Linked DNA regions of Homo sapiens: region 2 is linked to region 1. A link is a loop called in an ENCODE intact Hi-C map of the cell type or tissue named here. Cell type or tissue: sigmoid colon. All regions are shown on one strand. Each heading gives the region's core, and the rest is flanking DNA. Links, peaks and the distances in the headings are about the cores only.

Region 1 (2,914 bases), core at 310-2,809:
TGTGAGGCTCAAATGATGGATGAGAAAATGCACTGTCAATTTTAAAGCATTATACACATTTCAGTGGTCACTTTTTTTTTTTTTTTTTTGAGATGGAATTTCACTCTTGTTGCCCAGACTAGAGTGCAATGGCGTGATCTCGGCTCGGCTCACGGTAGCCCCTGCCTCCTGGGTTCAAGTGATTCTCCTGCCTCAGCCTCCCAAGTAGCTGGAATTACAAGCATGCACCACCACGCCTGGCTAATTTTGTATTTTTAGTAGAGATGGGGTTTCTCCATATTGGTCAGGCTGGTCTCGAACTCCAGTCAGTGGTCATATTTTCCATCAGGGAAGGCATATCCGTGGGTTTTCCATGTGCATGGGCAAATGAGGGGCAGAGATTATTCTAGTTTTAATGAAGACGTTCAAGAAGGCAATGGCTTTGTGCTGGTTCTCAATGGAGTGGTTCACAAAAGTATACCAACAAGGAAATTTCATCTCAGCAAAGTTCTCTGTTTAGGGCATGGATGTCAATCTGGAAACGGCAAAGCCACTACTGATGGTAACATCACTATGGGCCAGGCAGTGTCCCAGGGGTTTTGTATTCATCATCTCCAACTCTTCTTGTCAGGAAGGCAATTTCTCCCCCAGGCCTACTGTTCACCCCTCTGCTATTCACGGGGGCACGTCCTTTCCTCTCTCTGCCCCGTCTCTAGGTCTCCCTGTAGAAGGAGTAGCTATTATAACTAGTTACTCTCAGGGACATTCAGTGGGCAGGCTTACTGTGCCTCAAAGACACGGCCTCCTCCTTCTTTTATTTATTTTTTGTTTTGTGGCTGATAAGAAAAAATGGACCACTGCCCTCTGAACTTTGCTTGCTATTTCCCCCAACTTTCTCTTGTACCCTCAGCCTCCATGTGGAAGGCAAACGGGGCAGACTTGTTTCCCTAGACACAAAATCAGCATCCTCATCCAAGCAGGACTGATGGCTGGAGAGCTGCTCCTCAGAGCGGTTTAGGTTCAGCGGGAGGGGACAGGGAGGCCTCGAATGGGAGGGGGTGGTGGTCAGGTGCTTGTGGAGCTCATTAAGAAAGGGACAACCTCTTTGCCATTTGGATATTGTGCTTTGGGAGTAAGGTGTGTCCTGAGAGGCCCTGGAAGGGTAGACAGGTAGACAGGAGCAGTTAGGCCCAAAACTAAACCCTGAACCCCTAACACTCATAGCAAACCTGCATTTTTATCCCCATTCCTACAGATGAGAAAACTAAGACTTACTCGTAAATAAACTACCATTGTTGACCTTACAATCTGGCTGGAAACAGATAATTAGAACATATCACGAGAAACAGAACAGTTAAGTGCCAAGCTCTGGTGGAGGTTCTAAGTGCCAGAGGTCAGGATATATTTTTGAGTGCTTCTGCTTCCAAACATCACTCTTTCAAAACAAAACACAAAGATCCCCAACCAGCATTTCTGCCCCCTGAGGCACCAGCAAGGTATATAAACGGGCTTGCAAAGTTTGATATACGGTCTCCAGCCTGGCTTTCTTTAGTCTGGGCTCAAAAGCCAGAACCTCTGGGGGCCAGAGAGCGCTCTTTGTTTGCCAAACAGCATTCTCGCACATCCTGTTCTACAGCACCGTCAGTTTGGCTGTGCCCCAGAAAAGTGCAAGTGACTCTTACAAAGCAAGAAAGTAGGCCACAGTCCCCATCATTTTTCACGGCTTGAGGCTCCCATTCCCTCTAGATTCGTTTGCCTTGCCGAAGCATTTATCTCCGCTGCCATGGGCTCTGTGATGGGGTCTGGATTGCAGGGAGAGGTGACAGGCGGGGCCCCTGGCACAGCCACACCGGCACCTCCACCAGCCCTCAGCAAAATGACAAAGTGGGCCGACCAAGCTGGCGTTTAGAGCCTCACACCACTCTCTGTGCCCCTGCTCTGCCCCTGTCTGGAGCCCTCTGTCCTCAGTGCAGCTGCCAACAAACCCCAGGAATAACTAAGTAGCATGCAGTGCCCCCGTCTCTCCCCTCCCAGAGACCCCCTTCCCATCCCACCACATCCACACTGCCTTTGGCAAGGTCTTGTCAATCACATAAGCTGTTATTGATCATTATTCTCTCCTTCCATTCTTGTGTTTATCACAGATAGACAGCTATCAACTCAAGCATCTGTTCAGCAAAGGATAACCAGAGCTAGCCGGGTGCGGTGGCTCACGCCTGTTATCCCAACACTTTGGGAGGCCGAGGAGGGTGGATCACGAGGCCAGAAGTTCGAGACCAGTCTGGCTAACATGGTGAAACCCTGTCTGCACTGAAAATATAAAAATTAGTCAAGTGTGGTGGCGCACGCCTGTAGTCCCAGCTACTCAGGAGGCTGAGGCAGGAGAATCGCTTGAACCTGGGAGGCGGAGGTTGCAGTGAGCCAAGATCAAGCCACTGCACTCCCGCCTGGGTGACAGACCAAGACTCCGTCTCAAAAATAATAATAATAAAATAAAAAATAACCAGAGCTACCATACCAAATCGATACTCTTTCACTGGAAAGCAAAGAAACTTGCCATTTTAGTTACTCTTTGCAGCCTTATCTTAAATAAATGGGCAGTTTCCATTAGGTGTTTTGAAATATTAAGAAGTGCTCTCTGGCCACCATTATGCCTGTTATGAGATCCCAGCATGTGGGAGCTCCAGGTTGGAAATTACTGTGATGATGGGTCATAGTATTTTTCCTCTTAGGGACACCTGTATTTTCCTTAATTTCCAAATATTCTTCAAGACGCAAACTACTGGATCTCAAATCATTAGATTTCAGGTAGCAAAAGTGGAAACAACAGGGAACTGGGAAGGCTGCAGCAGGCCCTCTGTGGTGGCCCCTTTTTGCCAAAGTTACGAGCCGTCTGAGGATGCAGGGTGGCAGATATTTGGTCCTCTTTGAGGAT
Region 2 (2,914 bases), core at 277-2,776, 66 kb after region 1:
GGCTCTTCAAACCCCTTAGGACGGCTATTATCGAAAAAATCAGAAAATAACAAGTATTGGCAATCATGTGGAAAAATTGGAAACTTCATGTGTTGCTGGTGGGGAATGTAAAATGGTGCAACCGCTATGGAAAACAGGATGAAAGTTCCTCAAAAAAATTAAATGTGGCCAGGCGCGGTGGCTCACATCTGTAATCCCAGCACTTTGGGAGGTCGAGGCGGGCGGATCACAAGGTCAGGAGATCGAGACTATCCTGGCTAACATGGTGAAACCCCGTCTCTACTAAAAATACAAAAAAATTAGCTGGGCGTGGTGGCAGGCGCCTGTAGTCCCAGCTACACGGGAGGCTGAGGCAGGAGAATGGTGTGAACCTGGGAGGCGGAGCTTGCAGTGAGCCGAGATCGCGCCACTGCACTCCAGCCTGGGTGACAGAGCAAGACTCCATCTCAAAAAAATAAATAAATAAAAATTTAAAAATTAAACATAAAATTACCATATGAACCAGCAATTCCATTTCTGGGTATATACCCAAAAGAATTGAAGGCGAGGACTTGAACAGATACTTGTACACCCATGTCCATAGCAGCATTATCCAAAGAGACAAAAGATAGAAACAACCCAAGTGTCCGTCAACAAATGGATGGGCAAACATAGTGTGGTCTATCCATACAATGGAGTATTATTCAGCCTTAAAAAGAATACAATACTGCTACAGGCTACAACATGGATGAGCCTTGAGGACATGGTGCTGAGTGAAGTAAGCCATACACACAAGAACATGTATTGAATAATTCTACTTATATGAGGTACCTAGAATAGTTGTAAAGAGAGAAAGTAGAATAGAGTTTGCCAGGGCTGGGGAGGAAGAGAAAATGGGAGTTAATGGTTATAAAGTTTTGGTTTGGAATGACAAAAAGTTCTAGAGACAGATAGTGCTTGATGGTTATACAACATGGTGAACGTACTTAATGCCACTAAATTGTACACTTAAAATGGTTAAAATGATAATTTTTATGTTGCATATATTTTACCATAACAAAAAGTTACCTCAATTTAATGTGTTTTAAAAAGCCAAAGAGACTCAGAATACTTGGAAGAACATCCCAAGAGGAAAGAGAAAGAGGTCTGTCCTCAGGAAAAGAACCAGAGGGGAAGGCATTTGGAAGCTGTCCTTCAGGAAGGAGATGGGAGGATAGACTTTAGGCCAGTCCAGAGGAGAGATATGTGGCAGGACAAGTCTCTACCCTATACAAGTGCTTCCGGCAAGCCCTCAGCACATGACATAGGCCCAGAGAAGGATGCAAAGAATTCTGGTCATAAATTGTTTTCAAATATCAAATAAATCATATGTGCACATGCACAAACATGCCTTCACAACTGAGTAAAACCAGACTCACCTTCAAATATATCAACAGTTTTCTCAAGCGCCGTTAAAAATCAGGCATCGGACCTCTGGCTGCGAGAGCTGGTTTGATGGGAAGTTAGATCAACCCCTCATCTCTGCACAGTTTCAGTCCTGTCCAAAAGCTCCACTCTGGGCACCTGTGAGTATCTCCAGGGCAGGCCATGACGTGCTCATCTCTGTGGCTCTGTGCCTAGCCCAGAGCCTGGCACACAGCCAGTATGAAAAGAAGTGTTTGCTGAAGGAATGCTGATTTCAACTCAGTGCCTGATCACTTTAAGTAAGGAGACAAAAGACATTATTCCCAATGATGGTGAATGATGAAACCAAGGCAGAGAGAAGCACACAGCCTCCATCCAGTGGGACCCAGGCTAAGACTGACCTCTCCACTCCTAAACCTTCCAGTTTCTCTGGCATCATAAATCCACGCTCCGTCCTCATAGGATGCATGCACTCTCCTCTTCTGTGGGCGTCTGTTTGCCATCTTCCTATGTCCTGCACTCCCCCTTCTCTTCTTTCTGCTTAGGTTTTTCTGACACTCTCTGGAGCCAGTGGTATCCGACCCTGCCTAGCCCTTCTCCTCCAGGGTCCTTGAAGGACTGGCGAAACACTGGATGGCCTGACTCGGGCCGAGGGCACTTACAGTGCTGCCCGGATTCTCCCGCAGCCTCAACTGCACTGAAAGTCTGGGCCAAAAGGGAGAAGAAGGGGAGGTCAGGAGAAGTCCATCTTTAAGAACCCGAAAGCAGAAGGCAGAAGTCAATGGCACTACCATTTTTCATCTCAGAATGGAGTCAGGATTCACAGAGCAGAACCTAGAGCTGTAAAAACGCTGTAACACTCGATCATCTCTGTGACTCTGTCCCCCTATCTCTGTTCCTCTCCTCTGTCTGTGTCCCCACAGGAATTAGGAGGGTCATAACCTTTAAGACAAATTGGACCTGCTTCTGGTCTATGAAGACAGGAAAGAAAAAGTGGACAGGTGGGAGTGCAGGATCTAGAAATACTGAGTTTTATGGGGACAGGACTGCAAGCACATTGAGTGAATTACAGCAGCCACCTCCAAGAAGAGATAGTGTGATCTGGTGGTTAACAGCAAAAGCAGGAGCCCTAAGTTCCCGTCTGTATTGCCATTTACTAGCCCTGTGAGCCCGGGCAACTTATTTACGTTTCTGAGACTTAGATATCTCTGAGTTGTGACAAGAGTCTTGAAACATTTATAAGCACTTAGCATGGTGCAGCCATCGACTAAGTTCTCAGGGGGAAGTAGTCATTAAATGGTCTCATTTTGTTATTGTTAAAGGGGGTTGAGCCCCTGGGGCCTGCAGCAATGAAGGAGAGGCACAGGAAGGGCTGAGCACCTGGAAGGCCCTTGTAGGCACCCCAGCATGGCCCCATCCAGAGTGGCTGCATTTCACAACCCCCAACATTTCCCCTGAAGCACAGACAGTCCCAGCCACTCCCACTTCCTGGTCGGCTCTCCCTCTTGAGTCACTTTTTTGAGTGGGGCTG

Evidence for each region. A loop is a pair of places that touch in the nucleus more often than their neighbours do. Peaks named below come from ENCODE experiments on the same cell type or tissue, not always from the same donor. Only the 100,000 strongest peaks of a DNase experiment are listed, where the experiment ranks them.
Region 2: it touches region 1 in a loop (2.1-fold over the local background); 6 of 110 quality-filtered maps call a loop at or near these places.

What each region holds. Positions count from the first base shown.
Region 1 is chr12:2,160,379-2,163,292 of GRCh38, reverse strand. All of the region lies in intron 3 of CACNA1C (calcium voltage-gated channel subunit alpha1 C), which reads right to left. It overlaps LOC107984131 (a long non-coding RNA gene), which reads right to left. Exons shown (of 2, transcript XR_001749435.2): 2 at 1-2,914. Among named protein-coding and RNA genes, the nearest start is that of CACNA1C-AS4, 62 kb to the left of the region's middle. In sigmoid colon, for the core only: no CTCF peak of the experiment used is centred there; a DNase peak (open chromatin) is centred at 1,622.
Region 2 is chr12:2,094,698-2,097,611 of GRCh38, reverse strand. All of the region lies in intron 1 of CACNA1C (calcium voltage-gated channel subunit alpha1 C), which reads right to left. Among named protein-coding and RNA genes, the nearest start is that of CACNA1C, 43 kb to the right of the region's middle. In sigmoid colon, for the core only: no CTCF peak of the experiment used is centred there; a DNase peak (open chromatin) is centred at 1,531.